Regions from separate parts of the Homo sapiens genome. Here region 2 is linked to region 1. Evidence: read pairs that join two places in POLR2A ChIA-PET (ENCODE). Cell type or tissue: PC-9. All regions are shown on one strand. Links, peaks and the distances in the headings refer to the core of each region. The heading gives the core; the rest is flanking DNA.

Region 1 (5,385 bases), core at 99-5,098:
ATGGTGCTGGGAAAACCAGCTAGCCATAAGCAGAAAATTGAAACTGGGCCCCTTTGTTACACCTTACACAAAAATTAACACAAGATGGATTAAAGACTTAAATGTAAAACCCAAAACTATAAAAATGCTAGAAGAAAATCTAGGCAATACCATTCAGGGCATAGGCATGGGCAAAGATTTCATAATGAAAACGCCAAAAGCAATTGCAACAAAAGCAAAAATTGACAAATGGGATCTAATTAAACTAAAGAGCTTCTACACAGTAAAAGAAACTATTAGCAGAGTGAACAGACAACCTATACAGAATGGGAGAAAAGTTTTGCAGTCTATCCATCTGACAAAGGTCTAATGTCCAGAGTCTACAGGGAACTTAAACAAATTTACAGGAAAAAAAACCCCATTAAAAAGTAGGCAAAGGATATAAACAGATACTTCTCAAAAGAAGACATTCATGCAGCCAACAAATATATGAAAAAAAGCTCAACATCACTGATCATTATAGAAATGTAAATTGAAACCACAATGAGATACCATCTTATTCCAGTCAGAATGGCAATTATTGGCCAGGTGTGGTAGCTCATACCTGTAATCCCAGCACTTTGGGGGGCCAAAGCTGGTGGATCACTTGAGGTCAGGAGTTTGAGACCAGCCTGGCCAACATAGGGTGAAACGTCTCTACTAAAAACACAAAAATTAGCCGGGCGTGTGGCACACACCTGTAGTCCCAGCCACTCAGGAGGCTGAGGCAGTAGAACAGCTTGAACCCAGGAGGCAGAGATTGCAGTGAGCCAAGATCATACCACTGCACTCCAGCCTGGGTGACAGAGTGAGATTCTGTCTCAAAAAAGTAGAAAAAGAAAAAAAAGAATGCCAATAATAACAACAGATGCTGGTGAGGTTGTGGAGAAAGAACACTTTTAAACTGTTAGTGGGAGTGTAAATTAATTCAAACATTGGAGAAGACAGTGTGATGATTCCTCAAAGATCTAGAAGCAGAAATACCGTATGAACCAGCAATCCCATTACTGGGTATAGACGCAATGGAATATAAATCATTCCATTATAAAGATACATGACTGTATGTTCACTACAGCACTATTCACAATAGCAAAGACATGGAATCAACCCAAATACCCATCAATGATAGAAAATGTGGTACATATACACCATGGAGTACTATGCAGCCATAAAAAGGAACAAGATCATGTCCTTTGCAGGGACATAGATGGATTTGGAAGCCATTATCTTCAGCAAACTAATGCAGGAACAGAAAACAAAACACATGTTCTCACTTATAAGTGGGAGCTGAACAATGAAAACAGAAGGACACATGGTGGGGAACAACACACATTGAGGCCTGTCGTGGGGAGGGTGAGGGAAGGGAGAGCATCAGAAGAATGGCTAATGGATGCTGGGCTTAACACCTAGGTGATGGGTTGATCTCTGCAGCAAACCACCATGGCACACGTTTATCTATGTAACAAACCTGCACATCCTGCACATGTAACTTGGATCTTGAAATAAAAATTGAAACAAAAGAGAAGGACCAATGGGGAATGTGCTATCCTTGGGAACAGTACAGAGATGGGAGAGGGTTTGACAAACACTAGAGAGCTGTGGGCTATGAACCCTCCCTTCCAGCTATGAGCATGTTCACACTGAGCCGGAGCAGTGCCAGGCTCTGCCTCTTTCCGTGTCTGGCCTGTGGCCAGCAGGTCTTAGTGTAGATTAACTCCTCTATGAAAGGGGAGGTGTCCTGCAAGCAGCATCAAGATGCTCTTCAACAAGTTCTCTGGGCTATGCTCCAGGATGCCGACAAACAAGTCCGCAGGGCCCCAGGACCTGGTGCTGACAGGATGGTTGCAACCTTCTCAGCTCAGCCAACTCTAAAATCGATTTTAACCTGGATGGCCTCTTAGCCTGCCATCCTCCTCTCCACCCCACTCCACATACACACACACATGCCTCACTAAAGCTCTGTAGGCTATTTGACTTTGAAAATAGGACTTCCTTGTGTTCCCACTGAAGCAAATGTGTTGCCTAAATCCCTAAATGAGCCAGCTGGCTGCACAGGATTCTTGAGGACAAGTGGGCTCCGTGGAGACCACCCAGAGCCCACCTAGAGAGGCGTGGCCCACGGGCAGGCTGGTGGGAATTGGGGCAAGGTGGCTGCTCGCTCAGGAGACCCCTCGTTGTAGGGCCACCTTGCCAGCTGCACCCATGGGGCTATGGTGTTCCCTCTGACTGGCAGACACTAGCGGGCCTCCAGCACCTAGGGCTGAGGGTAACATATTCATATATAAAATAAAATACTGAAAGAAATGGGAAAGTTAAAAAGCGGTGGATTGATATTTGTGAGGAAAACACTGAATTGGAAGACCGAAACAGCCACCACCCTTTCTGATGGCCTCATCCTGCTTCTGCCTCTAGCTGTGCGGCCTTGGAGATCAATGCTGTTTTTTTTATCTTTGGGCCTTAAATGGACTAGTAAAAGGCACCTTCTGAGCGAATTCCAGCACAGCAATTCTGATTCTGTCTCTGCTCTGATACCTGCCTGCGGAGGCATCCCTGATCTCATTATTTTTTATGCATGCCCAGCGTGTTTCTGCACAGGCTTAGCTTTTATGAGTCTGCCACTTTGGAAACAAATCACACGTCCTGTGTTCCATCAGCCTGTGGCGCAGTGTGGAATTTCTGGTATAACAGCATTTAGCTGCTGAGGAAACATGTCTGGCTTTGCTTCCTTGGGAGAGGGTGCAAAGGAAGAAAGCCGCAGCGTGTACACAAAAGAAAGTTCGTGTTCCGAGGGAGGTTTTTAATGTCCTTGTAAATACTAACCAGTGTCTACTCAGAAGTCTTCAAGAAGGAACTTGTAGTAATGATATGAATTAATATTTCTGGCAGTTCCAGAAATGCAGTTGCCCCATCTTGTTTTGGGGCAGCTCACATCCTGATCACAGCGGCACATTCTGTGTGATCTTAGTGATGCTGCACCAGCCCTCTTGGTGGCATCTGTGACTTGATAGGCATTCATCTCAGGTGAGCAAGGCTGCTGAGCTGGGTGAGGAGAGGCCTAGCTAGAAAGGTGCCCACATCTGGCATTGTGCTAGAAGGGCCGCCTTCCCCTGAAGCTGGGCCAGTGACAATCAGGAGAGGGAGGGCTTTTGCCAGAAAGCAGTGCCCTGCTGTGAGGTCCCAGCCTGAAGGGGCTCTCAGATCTTCTGGGGAGAAGAGCAAATCAGGTAACCTTGGCAACTCACATCTTTGGAGTTATTTACACATGTGAAAACTAAGGAGATTGGATGAAATGATGGATTAGGTCCCATCAGAACTGTAAACAATGATGGCATTATTTAGTGCCTGGATCCCTGCCTTGAGAATTTACATTTGGCACACCAAGTTCTTACAGACCTGCACTTCAGTAGGGGAACTGCATTACCTCACTGCCTGCCTGGTAACAGTGATTCTCAGCCCCACATGGTGCATAAGAATCACCTCTAGGGCTTTTAAAAGGCTCTGATACTCAGGTCTTACCTGTGAAAGAGATTTGGTTTCAATTTGTCTGGGATGGAGCCCACACGTTGCCATTTTTTTTAAAGCTCCTTAGGTGATTCTAAGATGTAGCCAGAATTAAGAACCACTGATAGGTTGCAAGTGCTGCTATAGTGGCTGTCACGGTGATGCTGTGTCACTGAAGGGACTGTATATATATATATGTGTGTGTGTGTGTGAGTGTATGTGTGTGTGTATAAAGATTGATATATATGTGTGTGTATATATATATAATGATCAGAAGGTTACACAAGGGCGTGGAGGCGTGCAGGAGGAGGTTCAGTATTTCATACTGGTCTCCCCATCACATGTTCTATTGGCAAAAGTTTCTGAAGTCAGTAGAAATGTCAAATGAAATTTATGTCAACCACAAAGAGCAGCTGACTTTAGCTGGCCGAAGCTGGCTGGTAAGGGCAGTGATAGTCCAGAATCTAGCCAGGTGCAGCCGATCACGAGTCCTCGGTAGAACAGCAGTTTCCAGAGGCTCACTTCCTCCTGTTACTCCCAGCTTGAGGCTTGACATCAAATTTCAATCTACATAAATGTTGGTCAAGGAAGAGAAATAAATGAATTTTTGCTTAAAGAATAATCATCACTGTGGCCAAGCCTGGAAATTCATGATGCCCAGAGGAATCATCTTGGTCGATGCTTATGAAAAGGCCTTCTAAGCAGACCCCTTGTTGATCTAAGGTATCTATGGACTCTCCCCAGTCCTTCCAATTTTTTTAACGGCTTTATTAAGATATAATTCATGGGCCAGGCGTGGTGGCTAGCACCTGTCATCCCAGTACTTTGGGAGGCCGAGGCTAGCGGATCACGAGATCAAGAGATCGAGACCATCCTGGCCAACACGGTGAAACCCCATCTCTACTAAAAATACAAAAATAAGCTGGGTGTAGTGGCGCACACCTGTAGTCCCAGTTGCTCAGGAGGCTGAGGCAGGAGAATTGCTTGAACCGGGGAGCCAGAGGTTGCAGTGAGCGGGGATCCCACCATTGCACTCCAGCCTGGCGACAGAGCAAGATTCCACCTCAAAAAAAAAAAAAAAAGATATATCACAGCCAGGTGCGGTGGCTCACACCTGTAATCCCAGCACTTTGGGAGGCCAAGGTGGGAGGATCATCTGAGGCTGGGAGTTTGAGACCAGCCTGATCAACATGAAGAAACCCCATCTCTACTAAAAATACAAAAAAAATTAGCCGGGTGTGGTGGTGCATGCCTGTAATCCCAGCTACTCAGGAGGCTGAGGCAGGAGAATCACTTGAACCTGGGAGGCGGAGGTTGCGGTGAGCCCAGATCATGCCATTGCACTCCAGCCTGGGCAACAACAGGAAAACTCCATCTCAAAAAAAAAAAAAAAAGATATAATTCACATACAACACAATTTACCCACTCAGGCATGTAATTAAATTGCTTTTTGTTTTTGTTTCTTTTTTTTTTTTTTTTTTTTTAGATGGAGTCTCACTCTGTTGCCAGGCTGGAATGCAGTGGCACAATCTCAGCTCACTGCAACCTCTGACTCCCTGGTTCAAGCAATTCTCCTGCCTCAGCCTCACGAGTAGCTGGGATTACAGGCATGTGCCACCATGCCAAGCTAATTTTTGTACTTTTAGTAGAGACGGGGTTTCACCATGTTGGCCAGGATGGTCTCAATCTCCTCACCATGTTGGCCAGGATGGTCTTGATCTCCTGACCTCATGATCTGCCTGCCTCGACCTCCCAAAGTGCTGAGATTACAGGCGTGAGCCACTGCGCCTGGCCGTAATTAAATTGTTTTTAAGTCACAGGGTTGATGTGGCAACAGTCACCATAGTCAATGTTGGAATGGTTTCA
Region 2 (5,385 bases), core at 75-5,074, 110 kb after region 1:
TCGCTTAAGGAATCACAGCTAGTGATTGTGAGATCTGCTCTGTGTCATATTGTCCCTGCCATTATCTCCACCATGCTCCTTATTAGGAATTGCATCATTTTATGATTCAGGAGATCCTGGCTGTATAATTAGTTATTGTTGACTGAGATAGTGGATCTTGAAATAGTGTTGAGTACAGTCCACTGACTGCCTTTTCATCTCCCGAGAAACACAGCCATAATTTTCCACTTCTTCAGTTATCCTTACCTTTTAAGTGGTGACCAAATCTTTGCAATTCCTGTCCGCATTTGTCATTTCCTGTTTTAGCTACAATGCTTCTGAACTTTTTTTCTCATTCCTTCTCAGTTTTTCTTCAGTGAGGATAATTTTCGTATCTAAGAGGCTTCTCATTTGTTTTACTTTCTGTCTTGAAGTTGTGATTCTTAATTCTTTCTTGATCTTTTTTTTTTTTTTTTTTTGAGGCGGAGTCTTGCTCTGTCACCCAGGCTAGAGTGCAGTGGCGCGATCTCGGCAGTGAAAAGACTCAGTTCCCATGCTGCTTCCTCTGAAGCTTTCCCAGAGAACCCCAGCCCCTGGCAGCCAGGCTGCTTCTCATTTGGTATTTGGTCATATGCTACCTTGCAGTACCTCCTAATTTATGTTTTTGTATTGTTAACCTTTTGCATCAAGTAAACTCTGCATTTTTTTCGTCCTTAATTAAATGATCTGTTTTCTGGAAGAGCAACCTGTATTATTCTTTGTATCCTCCATAGCCATACTCATATATCTTTGAGGACAGGCATTATTTTTTTATATGGAAAGTATGTTATCTTGGACAATTTTATTCTTGCTGAATGTTAAATGAATAAATTATAAATGCTTGCAGGCAGCCAGGAGCTGTTTGTTCATCTACACTTATGTTCTAATGAAGCCCCACTTTCCCTAGGCTGAAACACTGATAGTGTCATACTTTTCAGATAGTCCCAGACCGATTTTCATTATAACATAGTGCCAGGTTATGTTTGGATTAATTGATTGATTGATTGATATATTTTGGTCTGTGGGAAAGAAGGAGAAGGATGCTCTTAAATTTTTATAATCTACTGCAGGATAGAGTCCCTCTCTTCAAGAATACATACAGGACCCTTGCTTTCAACCATATTAATGTGATTTATCTCTGCTTTAGATTTTGAGCATTCCTAGTATAAAATGCCTGATGCGCAAAGCTTTTGTAATGAGAACTTTAATTCTTACACTTTCTTCTGATAATATCTGGAAGGTTGATTTAGATAATGCTTTATTTAGAAAATTTAATTTTTTTTTAGGATTTGTATCTACTACTGATTTAAGGATTTTGGAGGAGGAATCATGTATCTCATAGTCATAATGACGAAAGTAAAATATTTTAAATTCTAATGTTAAATACCTTAAAACAAATATGATTTAATAGCTTGGGATATAGCACTTATACTTTGTTGGTATTACTTTTAGTAAATAGGCTACCTGGTCAGGCTCCCTGGTCTGTGCCAGGTAGGATGGGCTCCCCAGCCCCTCCTCACTAGTTTCAGCCTAAGATCATATGACCAAGGAACTTACCAAAGATAAGGTAGAAATGTGGCTATTCTCTGATTTCCTTTACCTTCCTCCCTTAAGAATCAGATCAAGTTTATCCTGCCCTCTGTGTGGTCTGTATTTATGGGGATAGCAAGAAAGTCCTATTGTCTTAGAGTGCGTGTTACATAGAAAGAGTTCACAAATTGTGAAATATTAGGTAGGGAGTATATTGATGGATACCTTGAATGTTCTGTGAGTGTCCATGAGAAAACTGTATCCCAGTCTCTCATGGACAAATAGAAGCTGTGCATGGTGACATTTTTCCTTAGCTGCATATATACTATTTGGCAGGAACATTGCCTTGAGCTCTAAATTAGTCCAGAATTACTCAAATGATTTTTGAAAATTAAAATAAAAAGCTGCTTTTGTTATAAAAGACCTTTAAGAGGATAGTTGACTAAGTTTAATTCTATGTGTATAGATGAGAAATGTTCTCACTGACAAATTAGTAGCTAGTTCTGCTCAATCTGAATGAGTCACGGCTTCAGAAACAGACATTGAACTTTTCCCCATCTCCAGCATAATCTTCAGTTTTTTTTCCCATTTGCACTGCATGAAATCTACTTTATAGAAAGTCCTTTTGTCGTCTTATAAAAGTATAGATACCTCCAGACAAGTTAGTCAGTGGGTGACTTTCCTAATGCCTAGGGAGATCCTGGGAATCAAGGAAGTCAGAGTTTCCCTAGGGGTGAACACAGGTAGGTAGTTTTGATTTAGGGCAGGTTGGGTGAGAAGTCAGGGGAGGAAAGACTAAACTTTGCCTTTTTCAAGGTTTATCTAGAACAGTGTTTCTCAACATTTTTTCATTATTACCCCCTCAGGAGAAAAATTACATTTAAATAAAATGTAATTAATAACAGATTTAATTTTTATTAAATTAGCCCAGGTAATTAAGTTCTCCCTAATGGGAGGAATCCAGTACTAAAGAATATACATTTTTCAGATAAGGTTGAGCTTTGGTGAGGGCCACAGACCATTTGTTTATTTATTTATTTTTGTCCTCCCAAGAACCGATTTCTGCTCTCTTTAGGGGGAGAGATAATACAGGTACTGCCCCCATTGAGAATGCATGATCCATGGTTAGCCATCCTAGCAATAGGGCAACATATGTTTTTTCTTCTGAGTCTGCTACTAGATTTGAAAACAGTCTAAGACTAAATACTCTGTACATTATAAGTTAAATGAGGCATTCAAGAACTTACTCAGGACCTTAGCTGTTTGTAATATTGTTTCTATGGAGACTGTAGTCTTACTCCAAGCAGCTTACTAATATGAATTTTTGGAAAATACAAATTATTTGTGTGATTATGATTTATACTACCTTTAAATAAGTAGAATGAAAGCTTTTTACAAAAAGCTCAATATTGAGCTAAATAGTAAACGAAGCGATGGCCATGGATTAGCGGAGAAGAGCAGGCTAGACATTTTAGACAGGAAGAATATTCACTGTCTGACACTGTTTATATGCTGAAACTTAAAATAACATGAGAAGCCTTTCAATTCTTCACTATTCATGAAAGAAATAGCTTTGCTGGGCGTGGTGGCTCATGCCTGTAATCCCAGCACTTTGGGAGGCTGAGGTGGGTGGGTCACCTCCGGTCAGGAGTTTGAGACCAGCCTGGTCAACATGGTAAAACCCTGTGCCTAGTGGTGCGTGCCTGTAGTCCCAGCTACTCGGGAGGCTAAGGCAGGAGAATCGCTTGAACCTGCGAGACGGAGGTTGCAGTGAGCCGACATTGCACCACTGCACTCCAGCCTGAGTGACAGAGTGAGACTCCATCTCAAAAAAAAAAAAAAAAAAAAAAAAAGCTTAAAATTTTTAGTGCAATTTTTTTTTTAATAAAAGGGAACTTTTTAGCTATTATTTTCAACTTTTAGTGGCCTAGTAATCTCTGAAGATCTTTGCAGGTAATAAAGTAGTCAAGATATATTTTTCTGTGGACTTGTCCTTTATGGCTATAACTATGTCCACTATGGTAATTGAATGCTACCAGATGCTGAAGTGCATTCACCATGGCAAGTACTTCCCTTGTGTTATCACATTTTATTTTTTATTTTTTGTTTTTTGAGACAGAGTCTTGCTTTGTCGCCAGACTGGAATGCAGTGGTGCAGTGTTGGCTCACTGCAACCTCTGCCTCCCGGGTTCAAACGATTCTCCTGCCTCAGCCTCCGGAGTAGCTGGGATTACAGGCATGTGCCACCACACCCAGCTAATTTTTGTAGTTCTAGTAGAAGCGGGGTTTCACCATGTTGGCCAGGGTGGTCTCAATCTCTTGACTTTGTAATCCTCCCTCCTTGGTCTCCCAAAGTGCTGGGATTACAGGCATGAGCCACGGCACCCGGCCTGTGTTACCACATTTTATTCTCCCAGCCCATGAGCTGAGTACTGTTATCTCTAGTTTTTTGGATGAGATGCAACTTTCACACATCCTTGCACAAAATGTCTTTTGTTTCCTCCATGTTGTCTTTGTACCTCCTTGCCCCAGACCTCATTCCAGGCTTTGGCAGTTCTTAATGATGCAGCATTTTGCATCTGTTGCTACTATACAGTTAATTCTAACAGCCTTCTTAACATACATTTATACTGATGTCATGCTAACTCTTCTTCTTTGTGACATGGATCATTGAGAGAATTTCTGGGGGCTCTCTGTTTTGGTAGAAGATAGGCTGCTTGTCACATAGTAACAGAAATTCTGTTGTATAGAAAAGAATTATAATTTACAGTTTCCATGTAACTCTGAGGACTAAAGAACCTAATACAGCATTATAATTTGAACAGTTGGAGAAAATAATTTTGTTTTGTATTTGCATATTTTGCTATATATTTTCTTTTTTGTTGATTACAAAAATTATACAGATATTATTTAGCTTATCCTCAGGTATTCTGATTAGCTTTTTTAGCTACACTTTCCCATTTACCTACCTTTTAGTCAGAAAATTATGTTATACTTTTATGAATTAACTTTGTTATTCAAGTACAATTTATTTATTTATTTATTATTATTTTTTGAAATGGAGTTTCACTCTTGTCGCTCAGAGTAGAGTGCAGTGGTACGATCTCAGCTCACTGCAACCTCCATTTCCCGGGTTCAAACGATTCTCCTGCCTCAGCCTCCTGAGTAGCTGGGATTACGGGCACCTGCCACCATGCCTGGCTAATTTTTGTATTTTTAGTAGAGACAGAGTTTCACCATGTTGGGCAGGCTGGTCTCAAACTCCTGACCTCAGGTGATCTGCCTGATCATACTAGTAATATGGTATAATTATATTCAGCCCAAAAACTAAGCCTGACTGGCTTGATGAATTAAGCTGAATCTTTAATGCTCTTATCAGTGTAGAACAATTCAAGTCTCAAGGAATCAATGGAAACTTCAAGAGAAGTGAGAATTACCACTGGGCCACGTATATTTGTTTTTGATAATGTAAAATTTTACATAAAAGTTCTTTGAGGGATCCAAGGTGCTCATAGGAACCTTAAACTCAGTAGTTCCAAAGTTGCATCAAACCTGTGCTGATTCCTCTCCTATTCTCTTTCCTGCTTCACAGTGACGTCTCTCCAGTGACCTTAGTTTGAGTCACTTGGACTCAGAATCATGAAGTCAGCTTCTTGCAGCCTCACCTTTTCTGCTGTCCTTGCATTTACATGTAAGCCTCCTTGGGCTTCAGTGATGAGCTCACTGTGATTTTCCAACCATACCAGTTATATTTGTACCCTTGGCACACGCAGATTCCACTACTGTGTTGTCCCTCCCCTCCCCTCCCCAGAGTCTCGTTCTGTCACCCAGGCTGGA

The links. ChIA-PET counts read pairs that join two places held together with the same protein. Peaks named below come from ENCODE experiments on the same cell type or tissue, not always from the same donor. Only the 100,000 strongest peaks of a DNase experiment are listed, where the experiment ranks them.
Region 2: POLR2A ChIA-PET joins it to region 1 with 27 read pairs; 13 of 35 experiments call an interaction of 5 or more read pairs at or near these places.

Annotation. Positions count from the first base shown.
Region 1 is chr2:109,718,626-109,724,010 of GRCh38, reverse strand. LOC107985774 (a long non-coding RNA gene) reads right to left here and starts at 4,500. Exons shown (of 2, transcript XR_001739114.1): 1 at 4,462-4,500; 2 at 3,895-4,086. It also overlaps a transcript of RANBP2 not described here. In PC-9, for the core only: no CTCF peak of the experiment used is centred there; no DNase peak of the experiment used is centred there.
Region 2 is chr2:109,604,689-109,610,073 of GRCh38, reverse strand. All of the region lies in intron 1 of SEPTIN10 (septin 10), which reads left to right. It also overlaps a transcript of RANBP2 not described here. Among named protein-coding and RNA genes, the nearest start is that of SEPTIN10, 6.6 kb to the left of the region's middle. In PC-9, for the core only: no CTCF peak of the experiment used is centred there; DNase peaks (open chromatin) are centred at 273 and 2,143; H3K4me3 peaks cover 1,182 bases; H3K27ac peaks cover 4,546 bases.